Regions from separate parts of the Homo sapiens genome. Here regions 2 and 3 are each linked to region 1. Evidence: chromatin contacts called from ENCODE Hi-C data. All regions are on one chromosome and are shown on one strand. The core of a region is the stretch at or near the end of the contact, and the rest is flanking DNA. Distances in the headings are between cores, read along the strand shown.

Region 1 (3,958 bases), core at 867-3,366:
AGGGGCGAGGTCTTGGGGCAAGCATCTCTGGCCTGAACCCAAGGGAGAGAGCGCAGGGCGCAGGGGCCCGCGGCTGGGGCTTGGCTGCGACCACACCTGGGCCGGACGTGGGCGGTGCAGGCTGAGGGGTGCGTGGGCAGACCGTGGTCTGGAGCAGACGTGGAGAGTAAGCCGGGACACCAAGTAAGGTTTTCAAATAAGCTCACGCAGAAATAAAGCGTAGCGATCTTGAGCCCAGAGAGGAAAGTAAGAGGGCACGGGAATGCGGAGCAGCGAGAGAGAGGCGGCGAGCGGACGGCACAGGGCCACACGCGCCGGGTGAGGGCAGAAGGCGGCGTTTCCCCAGAGACCACTGCACATCCTCGCCGTCGTGGCTGCAGGTTCTCCGGCTCTGATGGGTCTCCCCTCCAACTGCCAAAAGGTAGTGGTGCATTCACCCGCGATGACGGCAAAGTGGGGAGGGGTTTTTTGGGTGTTCCCAGACCCTGCTCTTAAGGGGATGGAAGGTTCTTGGGAAATAGAGTAGCTGGGTGCCACGCACCCCAATGTATACTATTTTCAGCTAAATTGGAATCTATCACTGTTGGATAAGGAGAAATTAAATAATAGGTGGTTTTGTGATGCTGTGCCTGTGCAAAACAAAACACACAAACAAAAATCAAAAGCTTAAGTAGCAAGTGGGAGCCCTGAAGAATATCTTGTTAAAAGTGACTCTGAAAGTGTCTACAAACATGTTACCGGGAGTTATAGGATTTGACGGGAAATATTCTTAATTGGAAAGACGTGGCATCTAAATTAAAGGTAGACAATTAAAAAAATCCACCTAGTTTTAAAAACCACAACGTAACCACTAAGTAGTATTTCTTTAGTTTCCTGTACTTTGAGGACACAACTGGACCACCAACTAGAAAAAAAAATTCCTCCTCCTGTTTCCAGGTTCCAAAATTCAGAAATGAAATGATTTATTTCATTTTTGTTTTCAAAATGATGTTTAAATCCAAAAAACCCCCCAGATAACTGCAAGTTAATTTTCTTTGCAAATGTTAACCATTTTCCCTTAATTAAATCACACGAAATAGTATAAAATTAGAAGTCTACTGCCAGGTCACCACTTAAGGACACTTAAGACAGGAGATATATCCTTAATTATACATCTGTAAACAAGCCAGATACCCCAAACCTTCAATTTTTCGGGATAGTTATCTGTGAGGAAGCTTGATCTCTATGATCTCACCTGAATTTTATGTACTAAAATACAGGTCACTATGAAATAACGCTAAAGTACTCTGTCCATCCCACAGACAATTTATTTTTCAAATGTTTCTATAAGTGCATATATAGCGTTGTGTCCTGCTTGTAATGCTGGGCAAGTCCACCAAAGTGCAAAGACTGCATCTGCTGGGGCAGAGGGATGTACGAAATATTTTTTAAATATCCTAACTTAAACAGGGGTAGAACATCTCACACACTCAGCAATAATTTTCAGATTCAACAAATGGAGAAAAGAAAAAAACATAAGTAAAAAAAGAGCATACTACCTCCATAACGTTTCAAAAAATCATTTTAACATATAGGAACATCCAGAATGAGAAAATTACACAGGTACTCCTCCATCTAAAGCCAACTTCCATATGCCAGTAGTCTGCATGAAAGAACAAACTTTCAACCTGCATTTAAGAAGACCCCAAGGATTAACAGACGTTAATTATCTTACTCTAAATGCAAGTTAGTGATTTTGTTTTAGAAAACCCCGTCAAGATCACTAATTGATGGATGCCCATTAATACACCTGTATTTGCATTTCAGCGGTAAAAGACAAGCAGGTTTTCGGCACAGAAGAGAGCCGCTTTGCCAAGTCTTTTCAAAACGTCAATATGCTTCAAGTAATACCAAAGCTGAGAGATTCCTCTTGATTTCCAAACTGTCTAGGTGGCCTGAGTGGTTTTCCGCCGGCAGCAGCCTCCTACCTTTAGTTTGTGTGCCTATATCCATGAGTGGGGATTAATTAGCCGGGTTGGAGCTGAAGGAGGCTGTCGTGACGAGCCCAGTGGCGATTGGCCGCCCGCCTGCCTGGCCCTGCCTTTATAATTTCCACACGAGTGCATCTGGGCTCTTAGACAAACCAACAGCAGCTTCTTCTGACATATACACACGCACACTCACCCCGGACACACACTCAGCACACTTTTCCTCCATTTGATTAACAGTGCTGCACACACAATGATTACGGGAAAGCGCAAATAAATACGGAAAGGGGTGCTTATTTTGACTACTGGAAGAGCTTTGCTGGGTCTCAGCGCAACTTTTGTTTTTTATTCCTGAGAAGGTGATCTCTCCATGCGGTTCTCTCACACAAGGATTCTTTAAAAGAGGAAGAGAGACAAGCAGAGGGGGGAGGACAGTCTTTCACTTTAAGAACGGCTGGGCTCAAAGATAAAAGGAAGGGAAAAGCAGCAGCAGCAGCAGCAGCAGCAGCAGCAGCAGCAGCAGCAGCAGCAGCAGCAGCAGGGAAACCAACGCTGCAGCACTTCCGAAAGGCATTTTTGATCCATTTCTGAGTGTTGCGGCCCGTTTCTCCACCGAAGTTGGCTCCAGCTCTAGCAGCCGCATTGGATCCCACAGCTTACTGCGAGACTCCGGTGTACAATCCGGATCTCTGCCCCAACATGATTGCGGCCCAGGCCAAGCTGGTCTACCATCTGAATAAATACTACAACGAAAAATGCCAAGCCAGGAAAGCTGCCATTGCCAAAACTATCCGGGAAGTCTGCAAAGTAGTTTCCGACGTACTGAAGGAAGTGGAAGTGCAGGAGCCGCGGTTCATCAGCTCTCTCAACGAGATGGACAATCGCTACGAGGGCCTCGAGGTCATCTCCCCCACCGAATTTGAAGTGGTGCTTTATCTCAACCAAATGGGGGTGTTCAACTTCGTGGACGATGGCTCACTGCCCGGCTGCGCGGTGCTGAAGTTGAGCGACGGGCGCAAGAGGAGCATGTCCCTCTGGGTGGAATTCATTACCGCCTCCGGCTACCTCTCGGCGCGCAAAATCCGGTCCAGGTTTCAGACGCTGGTGGCTCAAGCGGTAGACAAATGTAGCTACCGGGATGTGGTAAAGATGGTGGCAGACACCAGCGAAGTGAAACTGAGAATCCGAGATAGGTACGTGGTGCAGATCACGCCGGCCTTTAAATGCACCGGGATCTGGCCGAGGAGTGCTGCCCACTGGCCACTTCCCCACATCCCCTGGCCGGGACCCAACCGGGTGGCGGAGGTCAAGGCGGAAGGTTTCAATCTCTTGTCCAAGGAGTGCCACTCCTTGGCCGGCAAGCAGAGCTCGGCGGAGAGCGACGCCTGGGTGCTGCAGTTCGCGGAGGCAGAGAACAGACTGCAGATGGGGGGCTGCAGAAAGAAGTGCCTCTCCATCCTCAAAACCTTAAGGGATCGTCACCTTGAACTGCCGGGCCAGCCCTTGAACAATTACCATATGAAGACTCTGGTTTCCTACGAGTGTGAAAAGCATCCCCGAGAGTCGGACTGGGACGAGTCTTGCCTGGGTGATCGGCTGAACGGGATTTTGCTGCAACTTATCTCCTGCCTGCAGTGCCGGCGGTGTCCCCACTACTTTCTACCGAACTTAGATCTGTTTCAAGGCAAACCTCACTCAGCTCTGGAAAACGCTGCCAAACAAACGTGGCGACTGGCAAGAGAGATCCTGACCAACCCGAAAAGTTTGGAAAAACTTTAGAGGATGATTTAATCAAGAGCCGAAATTATTACCCTTCTCAAAGTCCTTATTAAGTGTAAACTTCTGTTCAATTCCTAATATTCCACTCCGCAGTGCAAACAATCTCTTCCTTTAAAAAGGAATAATAATACAATATTTAAACATCATCTCACCCACCCCCACAAGGGGAGAAAAAGTAGGGGAAGCGGATGGAGAAAAACCCAAAGCCACTA
Region 2 (3,958 bases), core at 1,030-3,529, 7.6 Mb after region 1:
CCGAGAGTGTCGCCCTCCTTGGGTCCCCGAACCCTCGCCAAGGCTGCTGATTTGCCTTCTGGTTTTACTTTCTGGCTTCTTGGGTCAGCCTAAGCCCAAGTCCTCCAGAGCAGAGGTATCACCCCTTGGGTTGGGATAGGGAAGTTACTCCACCTCACAAATCCTCTTTCGGGACCCTGATGTCGCCCATTTCCTGAGGAAGGCCCAGGGTGGGAAAGCAGGAGCTCCGAGGGCCTAGGAGGCCAGAAGAGAGGTCTGGAGGGGAGGCAGCCCTGGAAGAAAACTGGGTGAGGACGAGGAGCCCCCCACCTTTGTTCGAGGGACTGTCCTCCCGCCTCCTAAGAACCCCGCATTTCCGGAGACTTCAAGGCCTTTGGCCCGGGCTGCGCGAGCTGGATAAATTTGCAGAGGCGCCGCGGCAGCTTCTGGCGCCCCTGTCAACTGGGTTTCGCTGGAGGTGGGGACGATTGCAGCGCAGTTCAGCCCTCGTCCTGCCTCAGGACCTTCGCCTTAGCAAGAAAGTGAACTAGGAAGAAGAGAGTCCCGTGGACCCCAGGCAAGCTGGGGTCCCCCTCCCTCTCCCGCACAAAGCCCCTCCTGGCTGCGCCTGGGGTCAGTGTCAGGCAGGGCTGGCCAGACCCCGCAGATGGGCGCTGAGGATTTTCGGGGTGGGCCGGGGGACGCCGGCTCGAGCTGCTTCCCCCTACTCCCGGCTGCCAGTTGAAAGGAAAAGGCAACTATTTGCGGTGCAGGTGTGACCAGAAGTGGCTGAGGCACGGCAGCGATGACAGTGAGTAGCGGCGACGACACAGGCCGCGCCGGAACTTGCCGCTCGCGCGGGGCCGCAAAGGACCCGGGGGCTACCCCGTGCCTCCGGCTCCCGGCTCCGGGAAAGACCTTCTGTTCTCTGCCGGCGCGGAGGGCCGCAGGAACCAGGCCTCTCGCCTCCCCACCAGCTAGGCAGGGAGCGCCCATCTCCTGAAAAATTACTTCCTGGGAAGCGGTGCGGGGAGACAGCTTCAATTGCTTTCGGTTGGTGAAAAACGAATTCGCTTCTCAGATTGCTCTCCTAGCTGCCAGGCTCTGACGTTGAGAGGCCGGCTTTCAGCCTCGCGGTGAGCCCCCGCCTTGCCCCAGCCCCTTCCTCTTTACTCCTATCCTGTTTCCACAACCAGGGCAGCCGGACACTGCTGGGTTGGGTGCAGTTTCCTTTCCCTCCCTGCCTTTCTGCACCTACCTGGCGCCCCTAGATGCCTGCCCTTCCTTAACGAAGCGCGGGAAGTGAGGGGCTCCGGGGCTCCGAAGGCGATCTGGGGCCTGGGTCCGAGGCACCCATGTCCCTACTCGGCTTCCTCGATGTGCACTACCAAGGAGTCCTGGGTTCCCGGATCCCCTGCTGGAGGAGGATCTGTAGTGTCCGAAGCCCTGAGCAGGACTCAGCCTCGGCTCTCTAAGGATGGCGCTGGGAGCGCGGGCTCCTGGGGCGAAGATGGGCTCAGCGAACAGGGAAGGAAGGAGTGTACACTCCCAGGAGAGCTGGGTGGGAAAGATGCTTCAAACTGGACTAGAGAAGCACTGCTGTGAGGGATGGGCTCGGTAGCTCCCTGATGTAGTTTAGTCCGACCCGGGATAATCCAAGGCGCCGGGAACAGAGAGAAGGCTCCTGGGAGCGCTTGGAGGTAAGGCGGCCGGGTGAGAACCGGAAAGGAGAAAGGGGTGGGGAGCCAGGCTTACCTGCCCACTGGCCTTTCCACGCGTGAGCTTTGGTAGACTTCATCCATGGGAAAGGCAGCTGGACGCGGTTGGGCTCCTCCAGGACGCCCGGCTCGGCTCCCTCCGGGAAGGGCCCGGCGGGCGGGTGGGGGAGCGCGAGCTGAGCCGGGAGGTGGTGGTGAAGGTGCGCCACCGCGGGGTCGTCGGCGAGGGGGGGCACCTCGTACGGGGAGATGTCCGGGGGGCTGCCCTGCTCCAGCGCGCCCAGGGCGCCAGGGAACGGGTGCGGCGGCGGCGGCGGGGGCTGGCGGCCCATGTACAGGCACGCAGGGGGGCTGGCGCTGAACTCCGGCGCCGGGCCTCGCTGGAACGCGCATGGGTCCTTGTAAAGCTGCGTGGCCGCGTAGTACTGCTCCTCGCCGTTCATGGCTGCGGCCCGGGATTGGGCACCGGGAGCCGGGAGCCGGGAGCCGGGAGTCGGGAGCTGGAGCCGGGGATTTGGCACTGTGTGGCGTTCCCACTCCCGGCGCCACCCCTGCTCGCTTTGACAGCTCCGCACTGATCTCAGAGGGAACCCACAGCCAGCGCGGACCGGCGGGCCGGCCGCCGCACCATAGGCTCCGCGGGGCCCCACGTGGTTCAGCCGGGGGCCGTGATTGGCCTGGCTGGCCGCACTAAGAGGCTAGGCCCAGGTACCCGCGAGCACCTGCTTTTGTTCCAATTTTCTCTCTCAGCTGAGTTTGCTGCACACTCCTGAACGGGCAGCTGGCGGTGCTCCCCAAAATGGGCGCTCACGAAAACATTAGAACCACTCATTTATAGAAACATTTTCACCGTGGCTTAAAAGTTTCTATTTTCCTATATTTTTCTATTTTCTATTTTCCTATATTTTTTCTATTATATTTGATAATGGACATAGTGTGTTTGTTAATTGATGTAGTTTACAAGGAGACATGTTGAGTTTTTAATTTTTTATTTAACTGTTGCGGAATACGATAAAAAAAAAGTTTGCAGACCCAGCTCTCTAGGTCAGAAGCATTTGATTCTATTTTATTTATGAAGTTTGTTCACAGCCACAAAGATGTCGGTTAAAAAACACACGAAACTCTGGCATTCGTTGTGTGTTTTTACTTGTGGATGTGCTGCAAGTACTTCTGGGGTGTAAACGGTAACTTCTGAAGCATTCACAGAGACTTTTTTAAATTCTTTTTTTTAAAAAATTGAAGGGTATTACAAATTTGGGTTTTGGAAAATTGGGGCCCATTTGGCCAGCCCGGAACGTAGCTTCCCAATACAGCGAGGGGGAAAGACGCGGCCTTCCTCTTGGGGCTGCGAAGCAGGGGCAGGTGTTGGCACGGGGGTTCCAGACCCTTGACGACTCTCTACGGGCCGGGACCCTGGCGGAGTTTGCCGGCAGAGAACACTCACTCTCTTCTGCTTGCAATTGAAATAAGGCAAGCAGGAGAGGGGGAAGTGGAGGAAGAGTTACATATTTAGAAAAAGAAATAAAAACGCTGCATTTTCCATGATAACATCTGTGCTTGGCTTCAAACCATTCAGTAACTTCTGGGCATTCTGGGGTCCTGACTTAAACAGGGCCACTTTTTCTGCACCCACTGACGCGGATGGATGACCTCCGGGTGGCGGTGACGTCCAACCCCCTGCCTGGGCATGATCCGCTAGGCCTGGCGGCCTGACCAGCCTCTGACTGGATACTCCCGAAATGAGGACGTTTCTCGAAACGCCACCGTGGGTTTTAGAAAAACTAGACAGCTTTGCAGAAACGTCTCAGCAAGAGAGAGCTTGAACCACAAAGAACCAAGCCAGAGAAAAATCACTGCTCCGCCTTTCCTAAACAACGCACCAACATCCAGACCTTTGAGAGTCAATCTTAATGTATTTCTTTCTTCCTACTGGAAATATTTGTGTTTTAAGTGCGGATTGAGTGCTCTATTCTGAGGACTCTTTATTTTTATTAAAAGACAAAAAAGCCAGTCGGGAATGTGGACTTCTCTGCAGATTCCTTCTCTTGCGGGAGGCCGGTATAGTCTCAGCATTTGCTTCGATGTGTGAGAACTCATGTGTGTGGCTTCCTGGCCTGTGGCCTCATGTGTGTGGCTCTGATGTGTGGCTCCCTGGCTTGTAGATGCCCTTGCTGTCACCGAAGACAGGCCAAGGGAAGCACGGCGGCGGGCGGGGAGAGTTTCGGTGATTTCTTCAGGGAAAAGTGCCACCTGCAGTTTTG
Region 3 (3,958 bases), core at 746-3,245, 7.5 Mb after region 1:
GGTATGGGGGATGGAAAGGGGAATTGTGTCTCCAGGAAGAGGAGGAAGATGTTTGCTAGATCAAAAGTTCGAAGTGCCCACCACTTAACCTCCCACATTCCCACCCCATCAGGTCTGCGGACCTCCCCTACTGCCCTTCTCTCAATGATTCGGATTTTGTAACGGGGTTTGCAATTTGCTTCCGGTTGTATTTCTCAGGAAGTCCGATGACACTCGGCTGTCCAGGCCAGGCGCTGGAAGTCCCCCAGGAGGACCAGCTCGGTCTCCCACCTCTTGAGTGCACAGCTCCTTGGCCCCTGAGTACCCCACCACCCCCATTTCCAGCCTTCTTCCTTACAAACACGAAGGGTGGGAGGAACCAGAAAACAGGGGATCCCGCAGCCCTAGGCTAGTTCTGATCGCTTTCAGGTGTCTGCAGAGGCAAGTTGCTGGTTGTCACCTGTAAAATGGGGAGGATAAAAACACCTCCCAGATTTTGTTCTAGATCCTAGGGGGATGTGAGGCTCAAGGGAGATAAAGGACACTGGAGAGCACCCTAGAAATGACAGGATGAAGGCGATGGTGACAAATATCCGAGCGAAACGCTTGACAATGAGAACAGACAAGTGCAGGTCTCCAGGAGTGCCGCGAGCGCCCGCGGGTTCTGAGAGCGCTCAAAGCCGCCGAGTCAGGCTGCCCAGCCCGCCGGGCCTCGCCGCAGTGATCCTCATTCCCGAATCTGGCAGCGCTGTCAAAGGCTTGTATTAGGAGGTGAACGGCGGCCGCAGGCCCACTCCACGCGGTTGCTGAAACCGAGCTGGGCGCGCGCGGGGGCCGAATCTCGCCGCCTCCGCGCTCCTGTCGGGGCAGCTCCCGATCCCGGGCTGCGCGGCTTCGGTCCCCAAGACGGCCACTTCCAGCCCTAGGCCCCTTGGCCGCAGCGCTTCCCAAACCAAGAGAGATCCTTTCTCAACTCAGAGCTTTTCATTAGCAGTCGTTAATAATGGCCCTGAGTTGCCTTATCATCTCCTGGAAATGAGAAATAAATTTCTTCGGAGAACGTTTCCCTTTGTAAAGGACAGAGAGTTTTAAAGATACAGGTATGATGTAAGACACATAAATACCTAGGTAAGCATTAGCAGAAATTCTCTTTTCCTTATATTTAAGTATAATAAACATACAAGTGTAGCTCAATGAATTTTCACAAACTGACATTCTGTGTAACCAGCAGCCTAAGAAACTGCTTTACCAACGATCCCCTAGCTCGCCTCCAGTTATGCACGCCAATAACCACTAGCCTAACTTCTACCACATGCCCATTACTTCTGTAGTTTAAAACTTCTGATTCTTGAATGTAAACGTTTAACAATAAATCGCTTGAATTTAACTCAAATTTCAAATGTAAGATGAAGTCAGAGATGCAGCCTGAATCTAGGATCATAATTTGTCTTGTGCGGAGGGCGAGTAATTTCCTTGGGCAAGAAAATAACTGGAGGTGACAGTTGTTTGGGGCTGCAGTCGTCCGGGCCAGGAGCACAGGGCGGGAAGGAATGGCCCATCTCTTAGGGCTCTCTGCTTGTCACCTACCAGGTTGGTCAGAAACGTTCTCATCAAAGCAATGGTTCTCTTTTCTTTTCTCTTTGGGACAGAAGGAGTTTCTTGACCGCCCTCTTCCCTGCAAATGCATAAACAACCACTGCTCCTGTCTCCAAGCTCAGATTCCTACCAAGATAGCCTTTTCTCTTCCCCTCTCTTTTGTAAGTCTCTTGATTTCATTCTTTGAACCTGTGATTGGAGGTTAAAGTGCACCAGGTTGGAAGGAGGAAGCTCTTAACAATAAAGGTTTGAATATTTAGCTGTGTCAGGTCGCTGCCCTCTCACGAGCCTCCCTCCCCTTTATCTTTTAAAATGCAAATTATGTTTCGAGGGGTTGTGCGTAGAGTGCGCGCTGCGCCTCGACGTCTCCAACCATTGGTGTCTGTGTCATTACTAATAGAGTCTTGTAAACACTCGTTAATCACGGAAGGCCGCCGGCCTGGGGCTCCGCACGCCAGCCTGTGGCGGGTCTTCCCCGCCTCTGCAGCCTAGTGGGAAGGAGGTGGGAGGAAAGAAGGAAGAAAGGGAGGGAGGGAGGAGGCAGGCCAGAGGGAGGGACCGCCTCGGAGGCAGAAGAGCCGCGAGGAGCCAGCGGAGCACCGCGGGCTGGGGCGCAGCCACCCGCCGCTCCTCGAGTCCCCTCGCCCCTTTCCCTTCGTGCCCCCCGGCAGCCTCCAGCGTCGGTCCCCAGGCAGCATGGTGAGGTCTGCTCCCGGACCCTCGCCACCATGTACGTGAGCTACCTCCTGGACAAGGACGTGAGCATGTACCCTAGCTCCGTGCGCCACTCTGGCGGCCTCAACCTGGCGCCGCAGAACTTCGTCAGCCCCCCGCAGTACCCGGACTACGGCGGTTACCACGTGGCGGCCGCAGCTGCAGCGGCAGCGAACTTGGACAGCGCGCAGTCCCCGGGGCCATCCTGGCCGGCAGCGTATGGCGCCCCACTCCGGGAGGACTGGAATGGCTACGCGCCCGGAGGCGCCGCGGCCGCCGCCAACGCCGTGGCTCACGGCCTCAACGGTGGCTCCCCGGCCGCAGCCATGGGCTACAGCAGCCCCGCAGACTACCATCCGCACCACCACCCGCATCACCACCCGCACCACCCGGCCGCCGCGCCTTCCTGCGCTTCTGGGCTGCTGCAAACGCTCAACCCCGGCCCTCCTGGGCCCGCCGCCACCGCTGCCGCCGAGCAGCTGTCTCCCGGCGGCCAGCGGCGGAACCTGTGCGAGTGGATGCGGAAGCCGGCGCAGCAGTCCCTCGGCAGCCAAGGTAAGCAGAGGCTGCGCCCCTTCGGAGGGTGCTTGGGAAGGCGCGGGTCGAGCCAGTGGCTGCTGCGCGTCGCGCGTCCAGTGCGCACAGGGGCGTCCCGGGCTGTCTGGGAGCTCGGCGCCAGGAGGGGCACGGCCCGGAGACAAATTCGGGGGCCTCTGGCCCGTCGGGGCTTCTCTGACCTACTGAGCCTGGGAGTGAATATTCTGAGTCTCAACACCGTGTTCAGGCGTCCTCTTTCCAAGAGCTCCTCATTCGCAACCCCGGGACACCTTCGGGAAGCTCCGGGGAATGTCGGCGTGAGCACTGCTGGACGCCGGCAGAATCGCGTCCTCCGGCACTTGCTGCGGCATGCATTCCTTGCGTGGCTCCTGGCCGCCGAGGAGAGAGGGAGGCTCGAACCTTCTTGGGCTAGGTCTAGGCCATTTATCTCCGCTCTCTCTTTCCCCATCTGAGCCATCTAAGAAGAGAAGTGACCTGGGGGGGTCGGAGGATGGCTAGGCTGTGTGTGGGACCGGGTTTGGCCACTCGGGCCAATTCAAGGTACAGCGAGCAGGCAGACCAGGGAGAGCTGCTGTCGCTGGGAAGAAGGTGCTAGCCCCAGCTGCTAAGGCGACGGGGGCGCGCCCCGTCTCTGAACCTCTGACCTGTGAAGGGGTCATTTCAAGCAAAAGCTGGAAGGCTAGGGGCAAGAAGCCTAGGGGCAGGCGTCTGCGGAGAGAGCAGGGAGACGGGGAGGAAACCCTGGTGGGAATTAAGCCGCCGCTCCAGGTAGGGGTCATTTCTCCCAAAGCTTCCTTTCAAGGGTGTCAGGGATGTCTGTGAGTGTGTGTGTGCAACTGAAAAAGATCCTAGGTTTGCCGGACTGTGGGGCTCATTGACTCTGGGTCTGCCCCTTCTGGTGTTCGAGTGTGCCTAGAGGTGGCAAGGAAGTGCGGTGGGGAGAGTCCTAGTTGAGTGCCCCTTTTAAAGTCTTTCCCCAGCCCTCAGCGCTTCCGCTTTTCTTGCTTCGCTCCTTGATGCCCCAATTGGGCAGGCACGCTGGTTATGGGCACTTTGCAGAAGTTTATAGCCAATTACAACTGTATAAATCAAAGCGCCCTTTGGGGGCTGT

What was found. A loop is a pair of places that touch in the nucleus more often than their neighbours do. Pooled maps may share reads with other maps.
Region 2: a pooled map shows a loop between it and region 1 (21-fold over the local background). The contact joins the promoter of PDX1 here to the promoter of MAB21L1 in region 1. A Hi-C loop is called at or near these places in 5 of 50 pooled maps.
Region 3: a pooled map shows a loop between it and region 1 (13-fold over the local background). The contact joins the promoter of CDX2 here to the promoter of MAB21L1 in region 1. A Hi-C loop is called at or near these places in 3 of 50 pooled maps.

The regions. Positions count from the first base shown.
Region 1 is chr13:35,474,847-35,478,804 of GRCh38, reverse strand. It overlaps MAB21L1 (mab-21 like 1), which reads left to right and starts at 2,116. Exons shown (of 1, transcript NM_005584.5): 1 at 2,116-3,958. The coding sequence starts at 2,667. The coding sequence ends at 3,746. All of the region lies in intron 41 of NBEA (neurobeachin), which reads right to left. RefSeq lists enhancers at 1-30, 2,544-3,540.
Region 2 is chr13:27,918,321-27,922,278 of GRCh38, reverse strand. It overlaps PDX1 (pancreatic and duodenal homeobox 1), which reads right to left and starts at 2,279. Exons shown (of 2, transcript NM_000209.4): 1 at 1,735-2,279. The coding sequence starts at 2,140.
Region 3 is chr13:27,967,352-27,971,309 of GRCh38, reverse strand. CDX2 (caudal type homeobox 2) reads left to right here and starts at 1,995. Exons shown (of 3, transcript NM_001265.6): 1 at 1,995-2,844. The coding sequence starts at 2,304. RefSeq lists an enhancer at 2,069-2,760.